Regions from separate parts of the Homo sapiens genome. Here region 2 is linked to region 1. The links are chromatin loops, found by intact Hi-C in ENCODE. Cell type or tissue: mammary epithelial cell. All regions are shown on one strand. Links, peaks and the distances in the headings refer to the core of each region. The heading gives the core; the rest is flanking DNA.

Evidence for each region. Hi-C counts contacts between places; a loop is a spot of excess contacts. Peaks named below come from ENCODE experiments on the same cell type or tissue, not always from the same donor. Only the 100,000 strongest peaks of a DNase experiment are listed, where the experiment ranks them.
Region 2: it touches region 1 in a loop (4-fold over the local background); 11 of 110 quality-filtered maps call a loop at or near these places.

Annotation. Positions count from the first base shown.
Region 1 is chr14:63,170,909-63,179,255 of GRCh38, forward strand. LOC105370531 (LINE-1 retrotransposable element ORF1 protein-like) reads right to left here and starts at 6,801. Exons shown (of 4, transcript XR_943934.4): 1 at 6,717-6,801. LOC105370530 (a long non-coding RNA gene) reads left to right here and starts at 7,462. Exons shown (of 2, transcript XR_943933.3): 1 at 7,462-7,546. RefSeq lists a silencer at 2,385-2,560. In mammary epithelial cell, for the core only: a CTCF peak has its summit at 3,945 (motif pointing right); a DNase peak (open chromatin) is centred at 4,043; H3K27ac peaks cover 1,006 bases.
Region 2 is chr14:63,371,130-63,379,476 of GRCh38, forward strand. PPP2R5E (protein phosphatase 2 regulatory subunit B'epsilon) reads right to left here. Exons shown (of 14, transcript NM_006246.5): 14 at 235-4,979. The coding sequence ends at 4,880. Among named protein-coding and RNA genes, the nearest start is that of GPHB5, 56 kb to the left of the region's middle. In mammary epithelial cell, for the core only: no CTCF peak of the experiment used is centred there; a DNase peak (open chromatin) is centred at 4,872.

The DNA.
Region 1 (8,347 bases), core at 111-8,110:
ATTAAAAATACTCCTAAAATTTATATGGAACCACAAAAATATTGAATAGTCAAGTCAATAACAAGCAAAAAGAACAAAGCTAGAAGCATCACGCTACCTATTTCAAATTATACTACACAGCAATAGTACTAAAACACCATGGTGCTGGCATAAAAATAGACACATGGATCAATGGAACAGAAGAGAGAGCCCAGAAATGAACCCATACATCTGCAATCAATTGATTTTGGACACATATACAATGGGAAAAGGACATCCTCTTCAATAGTGTTGAGAAAACTGGATATCCATATGCAAAAGAATGAACTGAGACCCTTATTTCACAATATATACAAAAATCAACTCAACTCTTAACCATAAGACCAGAAACTTTAAAATTACTAGAAGAAAACGTAGCAGGGAAAACTACATGACATTGGTCTGAACAATGATTTTGACAACCTGTGGATTCAGAGAAAATATTTACAAACCATACATCCGATAAAGGATTAATTTCAAAAATATATAAGGAACTCAAACAACTCTATAGAAAGAAAATAATAGTAATCCAATTAAGAAATGGGCAAGAGTTCTGAATAAACATTTCTCAAAAGAAAACATATGAATGACTAACAAATTAATGAAAAAATGCTCAATATCACTAATTATTAGGGAGATGCAAATTAAAACCACAATGAGATAGCATCTCATGCTTGTTAGAATTGGCTATTATCAAAAAGACAAAAAATAAGTGTTGGCAAAGAAGTGGAGAAAAGAGAACACTTTTATACTGTTGGTGGGAATGTGAATTAATACAACCATTATGGAAAATGGTATGGAGCTTTCTCAATGAACTGAAAATAGATCCACCATATGATCCAGCAATCCCACTTCTAGATTATTTAGCTGAAGGTTTGAAATAATTAATTGTGTCAAAGAAATGTCTGAACTTCCGTGTTCACTGCAGCACTATTCACAATAGCCAAATTAAACAATCAACCTAAATACCCATCAACAGACAAAGAAAGAAAATGTGGTACATATACACAATGAAAAAAGAAGAAATTATATCATTTGCGACAACATGGACGGTATTGGAGAATATTATGATACGAGAAATAAGCCAGAAAGACAAATAGACATGTTCTCACTTAATATGGGGAGCCTAAAACAACTGAGCTCATAGAAGCAGAGAGTAGAATGGTGGTTAACAGAGAGGCTGGAGGACATAGGAGGAATGGGGAGACAATAGTCAAAGGGTACAAAGCCTGAGTTAGATAAAAGGAATACGTTCGATTTTTTTGGACCTAATGCACAGCACGAGGAATATAACTAATAATTGAGTACCATACATTTCAATATCACTAAGAGAATAAATTTTAAATGTTCTCATCACAAAAAATATTAAATGTTTGAGGTGATGGATATATTAATTTGCTTGATTTAATCATTACATATTGTATTCATAAATCATCACTTTGTACCCTATAAACATATATAACCATAATTTGACAGCATATAATTTAAAATTTTTAAATATGTCTACTTTGTTTTCTTTTCAGTTGTACAGGTTTTTTACACTGTGAATCTTTCCATTCTACTTGATATCAAATGAAAAATCTGCTGAGAATTCTCAAAACTGGAAAAAGCTGAGATAAAATATCTCAATATAGAAGGGACAATGATACATACGTATCAAGGCCAATCAGTTAGAAGTGCACAGCTATTTTTCATGTACTCTTCAGATCATTGTTTTGGCAGACAGCAGGTTCTGGAGTCAGACTGCCTGTGCTCAAATCCCAGCTCTTCAACTAGTAGGTTTAATAACCCTAGGCAAGTTTAGTAACCTCTGTGCCTCAGTTCCCTCAGGAAAGGATAGTATTATCTCAGAGGAAGGTCAGTTGTAAGAATTACATAGTATGTCTGAATTTGGGTTCTCCTGAAAGAAGACCCTGAGATGGGTCTTAGGATCAGGTAGCTTGTTGGGGAGGTGAAAGAGTGGAGGGAGGAGTTGGAAGAGTGAGTCAGGGAGGGAGAAATGCCATGCCAGCTAAGGATGAACTGGTGGGCTGGTTATCATGCTGAGCACTTGCAGCTCAATCCTCCAGGGGAATTTCTGAGGAACCTTATAGAATGGTCCTCAAAACTGTCTCTCTTAAGGATGAGAAGCTGATGCGTTTATACACTAACTTCCAATCTGCGTTTGTTGAGGTTCACTCCTGGGAGCTTTAACTTCTCTGCACAAACTGGCTGGCTTGTTCACTGACTGGGCAACCTTCCCCAGCTTCAGAAGAAGCCGTGAGGCAGGAAAGCTAAGGCATATACTTGAGAGGGAATGATGGCCTCAAACACAGAGATTCCCACTGCAGCCGCACTAAAACCAAGCTGATCTATGCACTGCGGCTTGGGGTTCAGAAATTATCTGGTGTGGGGATGGGTGCGGTGGCTCAAGCCTGTAATCCCAGAACTTTGGGAGGCCGAGGCGGGGGGATCACAAGGTGAGGAGTTTGAGACCAGCCTGACCAACATAGTGAAACCCCATCTCTACTAAAAATACAAAAATTAGCTGGGCAGGGTGGTGCCCACCTGTAATCCCAGCTACTCAGGAGGCTGAGGCAGGAGAATCGCTTGAACCCGGGAGGCGGAGGTTGCAGTGAGCTGACATCATGCCACTGCACTCCAGCCTGGGCGACAAGAGGGAGACTCTGTCTCAAAAAAAAAAACAAAAAAAAAGAAAAGAAAAGAAAAAAAGAAATTATCTGGTGTGATGCATGAAATGCTAAGCACAGGGTATGAAAAATAGCATCTGCTTGAAAATTCTAATTAGTAGTAGTAGTAGTATCAGAATCAACGCTGAAATGTAAGGAAGGTAAACACCATTCACCTTTTGGATCCTGAAGACTAAATAATGTTGACACATACCCAGATAGAAGATTCAGGCAATAGTGCAAGTCACAGAAGAGCATAAAATAATGAGCTCAACTAGGATTCCACAGGGTTCTAGGTGCCCACAGGATATTGTGGTGGAGAGATCTAACAAATAGAGGGGAATTTTTGTCTGGAACTCAAGGGAGAATGAGTGAGAGCTGGAGGTGGAGACTTGGGAACCATCAGTATCTGCATTAAAGTTCAAATATTGATGTGTGATCCTAGAAGAAGGAAAATTCATTGAAGAAAATAAGAGGGCTAAGACCAGAGCCTCAGGCAACAGTGGTATCTAAGGGAACATGAAAGGAGAGTGATGCTGGAAAGCAAACTCGGTAGAATAATCCTGCCAGGGAAGTAGGAGGCAAGCAGGAGAGGGTGGTGTCATGAAAACCAGAGCAGAGAGAAAGAGGAAAGTTTCCAGAAGGAGAGTGTGTAAAGCAGTGTCAAATGCTGCAGAGACTAACATGAAAACAACTAAAAAACTTAATTACATGCTTTCTTTAGGATGTATTTGTTTTTAATGGAATATGATTTTAGTTTGGAAAAGTAGAAACAATAAGAGTAATGAATAGAAACTGAAGCACAGGAAAATCTATTAAATTCAATTCAATGTGATACGCTTTTTGAGCACCTATAGTGTAGACACAGATTATCCAAAAATCATGCAAAACTAATAATTGAAAATTCTTTAATCCTCCTCATCTGTTTCTCTTCTTGAAAAGTGGGTTTTATGGTATGAAAATTTCATATTATGGAATTGGCCGCAAGCTTTAACTCTATTTGTGTGCATTACTTGATCAGCAAGCATTCCTAACTGCTTTTTCTCCACTAGAATGCAAGGCATGTCATCTCAACAAAGGAAGCTATGCAAGCCAACCTAATTATTAATACACCCACTGGCTTTTCCAAACATATGCTTAAACGTCGTCTTCATTCTGTGATTTGATAGCCTAGTATTGGAAAACAAGAAACCTCACTTGTTTCATTGCCATAATAACCAATTGTCTTTTAGCTTTATGAGGAGGCATTGGCCACTAGGTGGAGAAAGATACCCAGTGACCCCCTAGGCAAAGACATGAACTGGATTTTTACCTCCCCGGATTCACTTAGTAACTCTCTAGACAGTAGGTTGAATTCAGTTGCGAACAAAAGAAATCTCTATGAATGGTAATGGCAAGTATTCCAGGCACTTAGGGGTCATTACTCTTTTCCCTGGAATCTATGCTTTCACTATCCAAGAATGAGTCCCTGCCCTTCTGATCAAGATAACCCTCAGAATTTGAATTAATGAGTCTTATTGTTCTGTCTCTCAGCCTTGAGCCTCTGCACAGCCCCAGGGAACACAGCACTAGCTACATGTGTGAAATAGAAAGAATTATTCTCCTCCATCCCCTCTCCAGCCATGGTGCCACCCTGAGATACCACCTTTGCCCTTAAAACACGTAAACCATACCATCCAGAAATCATTACATTTTTACTGGAAACTTCAGAAGGACAAAAGGTCTTCAGGACCTAAAGGAATAAAACTGTTAAGGGTTAAGTTTTAGAACCGCAACTGGCAGACTCATAAGCCATCCTAGGACCTGCCTTGATCTAGAATTATAGTAAATGTCCCATTATCTTTGAATAACTAATGTGAATGATATTTTATAAAGAAGTCTGTCTCTCTAGCCAAAAGACATTTTTGTTCAAACAAATTAAAGAATTTAATTGCTTATAAAACTTTTTCTACATGCTTTATTTCTCAAACTTTTAAAATCAGAGCATAATCTTGTTTTTTTTCTTTCTAATCTTTTCCTCTGATTACACATCTCTCCTATTTTTAATGCATTAATCACTTTTACAAAAGACCTTAAAAATAGACGTTTAACTATTTCTCCAAATAGTTATACACTTATTATTTTCTCATCCCTTATTTAAACAGTTAGGCATGTCTAAATATGTGAGTTATTTGCTGAAAAATATTTTCCTACTTTCCAATTGATCAGTGCCGGCAGAGAGGAAAAATAAGAACAGACATAATTGTTTCACAGACTTCATTATCTTCTTGCCCAAGAATATTCCAGCATCTGTCTTTTTAAACCTTGCATTATAAAAATTAAAAGAAAAAAGTGGAATAATGAATGCACAGAGAGGTGAATAATAAAAGCTAAAAAGGAAACTCAGTGGAATTGAATGAAGTAAGGACTACACGGAAAATATCTGATGAGGTCTCAAGGCTGCATCTGAAGACCTTATTGGTTTTTACCCCAGACTCGTTCCTTTCTAACCATTGGTCTTTTCAGAATTGATTCCTTACTCTCCTTTCATCTCCAGCTGCTGCTTTCCCTGATGTTTTGGATCTCGTAAAGATGCCAGTAGTTCTAAAGGTAACCATTAACTTTAATTATTTTATGGAGAAATTGCTATGATTAACTTAGTTGATACAAACATTTTGAGATCAAACCTTTTACTCAGCTAGATTACTTCAACCTTCAAGAAACCATGCCCCATGCACATGTGCAAACTCCATGCATATATAGAATCACAAAAATTTAGAGTGGAGACCTCAGGCAGGATCTAACCCCGGTCCCCTCATTGAATGCCAGGACATGAAAGCCTGGCACTGAGAAGCACCTTCCTCCATATCTCATAATGATGGGTGATGAATTTCACCCATGAAACAGTGCTCCTCATTCCTGATCCAGTGCTGATCCCAAGTTAAGATCTTCCTGATGTACAGAGGAGTTCAGCCTCAACTGAGTGTCCTTGTTACACTGATGGAGAACAGCAGAAGCTCTATGATTTCTACCACCAGAAATAAACAGATTAGTGGTCTGTACAGCTTGGATTTCTCAGACAGTCTGGTCTTCCTACATGAGGGGCTAGCAGAGCCATTAGCTCAAGCTTCAAACATAGACTTTTCACCTTAAACTCCAAATGATATTAAACATTTAGTTACAGAAAGACAAAAATGGGACTGAAGGACATTCTCCACATAACTTGAAACTTGGGTCCCTCCCAACTTTCAACCCTGGAACTTTCAACCCTGGATGACCACCCTGTAGGGCACCAGGATCTTATGAATAACACAATTGTGTTACATGATGCATCGCATGTGAGCGCTTATGTTAACATCATTGATTTGTTCAATGCAATTACGTAAACTATATAGATGCTTTGGTATTTCACTTTTTCATATACCAGAAGACTTAGAAATGAAAGGGATCTGACTTTTTTGGAGAAGCTCTGCTAAGAGAAGTACGACCAGGTCATTTGTGGGAAAATAGGCAATTCATCTAATAAAAACAGAGGCACCACTCACAAATACTTTTGCTCTGCTAGACATTCTATTTGGAGCTTTGTAATACCATACCATGAAATAATACATGATTCTATGCAATCTTCACAATACCCTATGACCTAGGAACTATTATCACACCCAATTCACAGATGAGGAAACTGGGGCTTAGGTTAAGTGCTCAAGCACATACAATTAGTAAGCAGTTAAGCCAGGACTAGAAAGAACCCACTAGTGGCTGACACCAAAGCCACATTCCAGCCATGCTGGATCACCTCCCAAGGTGGGTTAAAATTTTTACGAAGCAATCCTAATGCTTCAAGAAAATCATCAGGAGGTCTTCACCTCCCACTTAAGGACCTGTCAATCACATATTAAGTTCTTCCCCTCAGCTGGTACTGCCCATAACTTAATAACATAGAGGACATGAAATGCTACAGCTTGTCCTAGAGAGGTATTTGTGGGAGGGTCTACATTATACTGAAAGCTGAATGTCAGTGGCATGAGGACTAACTGCTGTTTGACTTACCTGTGATCCTACATCCTTTCCCCAGGCTTTGTTTCTCACTCACTTCTGACAGTAGCCATTTCTGGTCCTTGTTTGCATTATAATCTATTGAATGGTGCAGTTAGGTTGCTCCTCAGTTTTTCTGCCCACTTCAAAATAATAACCAAATCCTGTTTCTGTTTCTTTCTCCATAAACTCTAAAGAACAACATTTTTGTCCAATATTCTCTCAGGGCCCATGATAGGCCAAACCATCTCAAAGCCTAAGGTTATGTGAGTTGCTCACCCAGGACTGGGACCAGGTAAAGTCAGAAGGATGGGAGAGTTTGTCTTCAGTGCCTCTCTTCACTTGCTCTCCACACAACTGTCTTCTGTTCTGCTCTTCCTGGACCTCTTATGCCTGCATACTGCCCTGGATTCCTGTAGTTAGCTTGGTAATGATATTACTAATGGCCATATGTATTTGTGTCTGTCTGGTCACGGTTCCTTACTCCTCCAGAAGACACCTGGAGGAAGTAAAGCCATTGGTAGAATTTCAGAAACTGCACACCTGGTTGGAAGGCAGTTTCAGGAAAGAGTGGCTGCTATGACAGGTAATTGATTATTTGCTCACAGAAGTAGGCACTTCCTAAAACTAATTGTTACATCTCAGACCATGCATGGCCAAGTGTGTACCTTCTTCCTTGCATCAAGATGAGGAAGCCTAGGAAAGACAGAGCCACCCAATGGAGAGGCCTCAAGAAGAAGTTCAGCCCAAGAGGCAGAATCCAGTGTCTGCAGGGTTCAAGGCTATAGAGAAAGGAAGTGGTCCAGGCAAGCTGTCAACATCAGGAGCATAACACAAATTGGCAGGTGGGTGGAACAAGAAGGAGGAGATTCACCCTAAAGCAGTCACATTCAGAGATGCGTAGAGAAAAGAACCACTGGGGAGACAGGGCTCAGCAGCCAGGCTGGGGGGAAGGAGCACTGCGTGAATCTCTGGCATGCCGAGGGCCAGACTAGCACAGGTCCCTGACTCTAAAGGGACCAAGATACCAGGCAGGTAGCAGAGATGTTAATTTGACTCAGGAAATAAGACAAGAATCTATCTCCTGAGTATAAGTGCAAGGCCTACATCCCAGGGTAAAACCTCCCTCATCATAATGGAGATACAAGTTCAAGGCTAGACTTGGTGCTCTGGCCCCTAGACAGAGTCCTGCAAACTCACTGGATTGTAGTCAGGGTAGATCCATCCTTAAGATGTGGAGACAACTGGCCCAGCAGCTGAAAGAGCAGTGACTCCAGGTTGGAGGTACGAGATGGGGTTAGGGAGGGTCCATGTAACACTTTATGCTAACTAGGAAAAGGCATCCCAAGCAGACTGTGGTAAACCTGTGGACACAGTGCTTGGCAAGTGCACCACATTTTTGTGTTATTTGGTAAGATGCCTCTCCCAGTTGGACCTAGGCCTGCACAGGCACAGCCTGATGTGTGGGAAGCAGACTAGATTCTGGCCTCCTCCTTCTTCCTCAGTCAGGCACTGCGATGGTAATGTTAGGTGTCAGCTTGACTGGATTGAGTCACCTAGATGGCTGGTGAAGCATTGTTTCTGGGTGTGTCTGTAAGGGTGTTTCAGGAAGAGATTGCCATGTGAGTCAGTGGGCTGACAGAGGA
Region 2 (8,347 bases), core at 1-8,000, 200 kb after region 1:
ATAAATTGTTGTTTTTCTAAGCCTCTACTTTTGGAGTAGTATGTTATACAGCAACCGATACTGGACCATTTCCCAATATTACATACTCATAATCATAAACTGACTTCTCAAAATGAAAGCCTGAACATACCAACCCCACTGCCTCAAAGCTAAGTTAATCAAATCTAATATTTGTATGGTTCAAAAGGCCACGGAGTTCAGAAACAAACAAACAAAAACAGCCAGGCACCTGAAAACTCTTCACTGCTTCTTTATTATGATGCACCCACAGTACAGAACCTCTCACACATCTGTGAAAGGGGAAGGTTACATTTCTTTTTGGGGAGCACCTTCATTTTTGTTTCTGTTACCACTTTGAAGAAAGCAAATCATTTCCAAAGAAAAACATTTTAAATTCCAAGTGTTTAAGACTCAGCTTGTATTTTGTGGTGTTTGAAAAGGAAGTAGCATGTTTTAGCCAGAGGTGGAAGATTGTTTTGTGGCATTTTAAGTTTGATGTGGATCAGAAGTCTTCACTGTCTGGTTGAACCAGTCTATAATTTTCATATGCAACTTTTCATATCAAAAATGTTTCATTTTTACCTCTACTCACAAAGAGATGCTGTTTAAAAAAACACACACACAGCTAAATTTAAAACCGATCATGAACCACAGCATTACTAACAGGGAAAATGAACTTTTGCTGCCCTCTCCTGCTAAAACAATGAAATACTAAAATACCAAAAGATTTATGAAGCTAAAGCGAAGTCCTCAAACCAAAAGCAACAGACATGTCATTCTCATTATACTTCAATCAAAAATCAGACAACAACCAGAAAATGCATTGGTAATATTTATATTTGAAAATTCCCCATTGATACATGAGGTTTGGATTACAACTTATTTACAATAAGTGATTTCAAAAAAAGTAAAGAAAGAGGAAGGGAAGAGGGAAGGAGGAAAAGAGAAGCTGAGAGAGAAAAAAAAAAGAGAAAGGTGGGGGAAGGAGGGAGGGAAGGAAGAAAAGGAAACCTATATTCATAGACATCATAATATGGGATGTTTATTTCCAAGAGAGATACTACTGCTGCTATCGTGCACAAGAAGCAGCACAAATTAACATTCCGCTAGATCACAATTTGCTCAACTTTCTCTCAAGATGCACAATCCTTCTTTTAGGTTTTCAAAATTAAATATAGAGGAATATAAAATGCAATGCCAATATACCTACTACAAAAATCTTTGTGGCTCATTCCTTAACTCCACTCAGAGAAGCAGCTGAGCCAGAATACAAAAATAAAAATATTGATGTGCAAATAAAACATCAGTGATCATGTCTGGTGCCACCTTTTTGTTACAGGTGACTGTCACTTTATGATAACATTGGTAATAGCATCAAAAGAGAATCTCTTCATTTCCTGGGCCAGGTCAGTGCATCCAATTAAAAGGAAAAAAGGAAAACAAGGAAAAAAAACCACCCCAAACCCCAAAAAACTCTAAACACTTAAAAATGCCAATAACATCCATACATCCCTTTCCCATCCCACCCTCATCCCCACAAAAAAATAAAAAAGCTTTTAAAGCTCTAAATATACTTTTTTTGTTTCTTTCCATAGTGTGATTGAGCCTAGGGCTATACATTTAAGTATAGCAGGTGCAATTACAAGCAAGTCCTGGCTCTGCACCCTGGACTATCCCACGCATAGGAGGTACAAAATAAATTAAACCCTTTCATTTAGGCAAACAAGCCCAAGATGAAGGAGCATAACCCTGCTTGTGAGTATCCAGTGGCATCGAGGGTATTATTTATTTCTTTTTTTTTCTTTTCTTTTATAAAAAACAGTCAAATGTTAGGGAGAGCAAAATATAATAAAATTTAAAAGGACAAAAACTCAACACTGAAGGAAAACAACTGGGGATACTTCACAATGAGAAACAGGAATGCATGCTTGATTCAAAGTATGAGATGGGTGAATTCACTCACATAGTTGTTCTAGGCCCACAGCCTAAGGCCTCAGCGTCATTCTAAACCACAGGGTTGTGTGTATTTTTCTCTTCCAAAGACACTCTTAATCCTATCCCTGAAACCAATATGGTAAGGATAAGGTTGGAGTGATCATCACTCACTAACTACAATATTTGCTATTTAAAAAATATATTTATATATAGTTCTGGAAATTATGAAGCAAACAAAATATAACACAAAGATGCATTTGTCACAATTAACTCAAGTTGCAGCAACAGCAGAATTGTGGGAAGGGACAGAGAGAGAGGGCTGCTGCAAATGCAGCAAGTACGTCCTGAAATATGTCACATAGTGCAACAGTCAGATTACCTCAGTTACTCTGCGTCACCGCACACAACATGACTAATGTCACATTGTCACTTTCCATTAAAAAAGAAAAAGACGGTGTTTCTTCTCAGAAGTTGCCCTACGAATTTTAGACATATAGCTTTAATTGATTCTATAAATATGTCTAAAATGTGGCTTTATTCTTCTCAGTTTGGAATGATCAACATACAAAATTGACATCAAGGAGGAGAGCTGTAAGTGTTCACCTTTACTCTTGAAGACAGGGTAAGGTACAAAAAAGGATCCTGGCCTTTCTCATTTCAAATGACTGCATTTCATTCCAATGAGCAGAGATTCTTCATAAACCTGTGATTTTAATGTCTTCTACCTAAAAAGATGAATTAATGGCAAACAAAAGTTTACACTATATAAACTAAATATAATGCAGAGTTGAAACTAAAGGGCTAAAATGACAAGGGCTAAAAAGGAGAAGATTTGTTACAAATTTATTTTTTATCACATTGTTCCAGCATTTTTAAAGTCAGTTGTTTCGTCTTTGGCAGCCTCTGCCAACTTTACAGTGAATCCCCATCAATGTTCTTTAAAAAAAAAAAAAAAAAAACTATTAATTCCATTAAACCATGTTGCGTCTGGTGTTGCATATGACTTTTTTTTTTTACTGCTTTTTTTTTTCTTTTTGGAATTAACAATGCCAGTTTTGTTTGTTTTTTTACAAAGTTACCGAGATGACAATATCCATAATTAGCTGACTCTTACGTACACACTGTGACCTGATCATCCTGAAAAACTTTATGGGGGAGAAAGGTCAGCAGCTTCTCTTTCTTTTTCTTGAAAATAATAAAACTGCGTATTCTACTTTATATTTAAATGTAAGGAAGAAAATATACAAGCCCATATTTATATTGTATTTCTATTAAGAGCAACAATAGTTCATATGTTCATGTTTGCTACTATCACAATTCAACATATGAACACAGATCAGCTCTATACCATGAATACTGCTGGAAGTGATGGTTTAGGATTACCAACTCACTGCTGCCATGACCAAAACAAGCAAATGCATCCTGGAAATAAACCTCCAAACACATATCTTTCAGTACGTAATAATGCAACTGCATTAGGTAAGTACATACTGTACACAAATTTTATCAGCAGTTTACCTACCCAAGATGTAAGATTCTTCATTTAAATACAAAGCAGAGAGCCAATAAGATATATATATATATATATATATATATATATATATAAAATACAGCCCTAGATTTTGTTTTTTTTGTTTTTTTTTCTTAAACAATTTGGTCACGATGCACCTTTGATATAAAAGCATTTTTAAACTTTATTATTAATACTCAGGACATTAGGAATTTCCAGATTTTTTTCAGTAGCATTTGTAGAACCACTTTTGGTAACAAATACAGTAGTTAGGAATATGCATCCAATTCAGAATGCATAATAATGTTTATCCTGAATCCTTTCCGGCTAAAAACAGGGCTGGCGCTGTGATGAGATATAGAACGAGAATCTACAAAAAACACTGTAACATGTTTGTTTTTTCCCAGAGGCTACATCCTCTTTTGCTGGAATACTTTATAAATACATATTAAAAAGTAAGGCAACAACTCCAAACAGTCCAAGCTGTTTGCTCAACTCTTTTCCCAATTAGATTTGCAATCCCGGTGATCAATTTCATGGTTGTATTGTTTAGTGTTTGTCTTTCTTATTTCAAATGGTCCAAAAGGATGTTTTTCTCACATTTCTAAAACATCTCTGGTATGTGTGTTCAATGATATATGCAACTAATACTGGTCAGGTACTGAAGCCTGTGATGTCCCAGTGCCTGTTTTCAAAGGATTCAAGACATTGATTTGGATTCACCATAAACTGATGCATGAATCCGATATTCCCTTCCCTACTATGTTTATCACCTCTTCTCTCTTAACTCCTAATTTTAAAACTAAAGGAGTACCAGGACTACCTGGTTACTGGAAAGATGTTCACCCCAGTAAACAAAACTTTTATCAGGGACTTTTATAATTCATGACCCCATTCCACGTGGACATTCAACTCAGGAAGATGTGCAAAAGAAAAAGATGTTAAATTACAGTCAAGTTATCCAGAGGAGGATGTTACACAAACTTATAAGGAAATGACAGTCTTTTTTTCTTCCTTTACTATAAATACATTTAACAGCTTAGCAGAAAGACAAGCTAAATTTAAGATTGTTCACATTTGAAAATTGTATCATACTCTCTGCTAGTGATAAATAAGGAACTCCCGATAATGGAATTTTAACATAGCAATTTCATCAACAGATCTTTGAAGACCGATTTTTTTTTTTAAAAGAGGGTGAGAACAATGATTATGTTTGCAAAGTTCTGAGAAGTCCATCTACTGTCCAAACTTTGGATTGAAGTCCTTATTTTGTTTTTTCCTTTACTTAGAGACAGGTATATACAGTGCTGCTGTAATAATGAAACAAAGGTGAAATCTACTGTAAAGTTGCACAATACAGAAAACTGTTGCTCCATCTTCTACTACATAAACGTGTGACTCCACAGGTTAGTAATGTTGTTGTCATTGTTTTTGTTAAGTTGGAATTATTCCATCACGTCTAAGACCTCTCTTTAACTCCAGATCCTCCAATTTTTTCCACAATTCTTCACGCTCCTTTTCTTTCTTTTTCTCACTGAGGAAGAAACAGAATACAATGTAAACAGCTGAGGTTTAATGAGATTATGCAACAATGAATATTTTACAATTTCACCTTAACACTCCTTTATACTTAGCTTAATTGAGAAAATTAACTTTAAAATTACTAAGAAACAAAAATGGGAATGACTTATATGCATCAGTTATTGTAAAATCAAGGGCATATTAGTGATTTTCACTTGCAGCTTAGTAAGAATCTTAATTTTTCTTTATCTCCAAATAGTTTCTCAAAAAGGATGCTGGAGATGACACTGATACAGAGAATATAGTAGGTCAAGAAAATATATCTGCTCCTTTATTCCTATTTTTCCCACCTCATGCATATTTAAATTCTTCAGTAGTTTAGAAGAAACTGAAAACTTGTGATTTCACTTTTAATGATCTGAAAAGAACTTGGTTGATATTATTAAGTATTAAATTTTAATGCATCAAGCCTTCAAATTGGGTTCAATATCAATTTCACTGATTTTAAATTTAGTGATTTTCAGACTTTGAGATTTCACTATTTGGTAAAACTTCCCCCAAAAATTAGATGTCCAAATTAGAATCGACAAACTTTATATTTTGCCAAGGACATTTTAAAATTACATTTTTACAAAAAAAGGATTTTTAACATCAACCAAGTAGGAAGTACATGATGCAGGAATATAAGACTATATTGTAAGTTATATAAATTCACATTTACTAAAAATAATTCACTACACTGTCTCTGGTTTTTTTCCATGTTGCAGCGAACCAATAAAAAGCAGACCCAGGCTGGGCGCAGTGGCTCACGCCTGTAATCCTAGCACTTTGGGAGGCCGAGGCGGGTGGATCATCAGTGAGACCCCGTCTCTACTAAAAATACAAAAATTAGCCGGGCATGGTGGCGTATGCCTAGAGTCCCAGCTACTTGGGAGGCTGAGTCAGGAGAATCGCTTGAACCCGGGGGGCGGAGATTGTGGTGGACGGAGATTGCAGCGAGCCGAGATCACACCACTGCACTCCAGTCTGGGGGACAGAGCAAGACTCCGTCTCCAAAAAAAAATAAAAAAAAAAAAATGCTGATCCAGATTAACATTCATAAATCCAGGAATTCAGATAATTCCTGAAAATGGGGGCTCCACCATCTCAGGCATGGGGATGTAATCCATGCACTACCCCACTTAGCAAGGATTAAAACTTCAGCCACAGTACAATTTCTACGCAGGGAAATCCACATGGGTTGAGTGAAATTTGTATGTAATTCCAATGCCTCATTTTTTTTAAAACATTATAACCAATGTTTTTTAAAAGTTATATTAATATCTAGAGCAATAGAGATTAATCTTCATCCCCTCCAACTCCCAAAAAACTCAAGAAAAACCTAAGTAATTTTATATTCTTATTCCACTAGAGACTTGAGGAAATGTTGAATTATAATGCCATAATAGTCTGGTATTAACCAGAAATGTTTAAGACCATATGGGAGCACAAACCAGTGGAACTCTTTACAATAAATGTTTATGGCTTAGTAAAGCCATATGGTAATTAATATCATGATCTAATAGGTAATATTTTCATAACTTAGGCCTTGTTTACCATAATTAGTTTCAGCTATCTCAAATACAAATCTGCACAATATAAATTTCAGTAAGCAGACTAGTTTTCATAAAATTACCTATTTGTTAATTTTGACCCTGAAAAAATTGCACTTATAGGACAATAAGGGCAAGATTAGATAATCCTCCAATCTTCTTCTGGCTTTTTTGTTTTTGCTTTTGTTCTTTTCTTAGAGTCAGGGTCTCATTCTGTTGCTCAGGCTAAAGTGCAGTGGCACAATCATAGCTCACTGTAGCCTCAATCACCTGGGCTCAAGCAATCCTCTTGCCTCAGCCTCCTGAGTGGCTGGGACTACAGGTGTGCACCACCACTCCTGGTGCATTCCAGATTCTAAACATAATCAAGCTGTTTGACAAATTATCACTTTTTGTTTCTCAGTACAGTCTGGGAATAATTATGAGGTCTAAATCAATGTTAGCAAAAAACACAATTTGGGTATATATAAATCAATTGTATAGATCCTGCTGACTTTCGATGAATATGACCTTTTTATTTGGAGAGATAAGGGGATGGTAAGCAAGGGCTTGGAATTTTACTCAACTAAAAAACATTTCAATGTATTTCAGGTTCACATTGCCCTAATTTGCAGTTTTAACCCATTTATGCCAGAGGTTGTAAAACTTTCTTGTGAAAAATCAGACCTTGACGATGACCTTGAGCAGTGGGATAGAAATAACTCCCACAAGCTTAGCGTTCCAATAATGGAACACTAGGCATAAATTGGTTAATTAAGTGTTGACATCATTAAAACATTCATCATCTTGTTACTAAAGTGTTTCATGTTTTTGATCAAATATGGCACTCAATGCAATTTATCCTGTTGGGCTTTTCCTCCAACTGAGCATTATGCTCAGTTATCACACGGCTTTCATACTGACAACTCTATCTTTAAAAATCCTAAATATTGCTGACACAGTTATTGTCACCCCCAATCTTTCCCACTTTTCTCTCTCCCTGTAGGTGGAAATTTTAACGCTTAACCACACTGTCATGCAGGGGATATTGTCAAATTCTCTTCTAATTTCAATTTTACATAGCACTAATGTTGGCATATGTATCTAACAGTGTTAAGTACTTATTCCACCCACCATTTTCAGATTTGTAATACTTCAAAATTTGATCTGAACTGAAACCATTAACTTCTTGCCATCCTGAAGTAAAATTGTCCATTCAGTTATTCTCTGACAGTACCAACTAAATTTCTTCATTCCCTTGTCCTATTCCCACACCTATGGAGAAACCAATGTTTCCATCTGTCAGTACACCCTTCTATTGCTCATTTGACAAATTATTATTCTTGCTTTTAAAAACCCATTTTCTTTTTTTTTTTTTTCGAGACGGAGTCTCGCTCTGTCGCCCAGGCTGGAGTGCAGTGGTGTAATCTCGGCTCACTGCAAGCTCTGCCTCCTGGGTTCACGCCATTCTCCTGCCTCACCCTCCCGAGTAGCTGGGACTACAGGCACCCGCCACCACGCCCTGCTAATTTTTTGTAGTTTTAGTAGAGACGGGGTTTCACCATGTTAGCCAGGATGGTCTCGATCTCCTAACCTCGTGATCCGCCCGCCTCGGCCTCCCAAAGAGCTGGGATTCCTCTTGTTGCCCAGGCTGGAGTACAATGATGCAATCTCTGCTCATGGCAACCTCCCCTTCCCGGGTTCAAGTGATTCTCCTGCCTCAGCCTCCTGAGTAGCTGGGATTACAGGCATGTGCCTCCACGCCCGGCTAATTTTGTATTTTTTAGTAGAGATGGAGTTTCTCCATGTT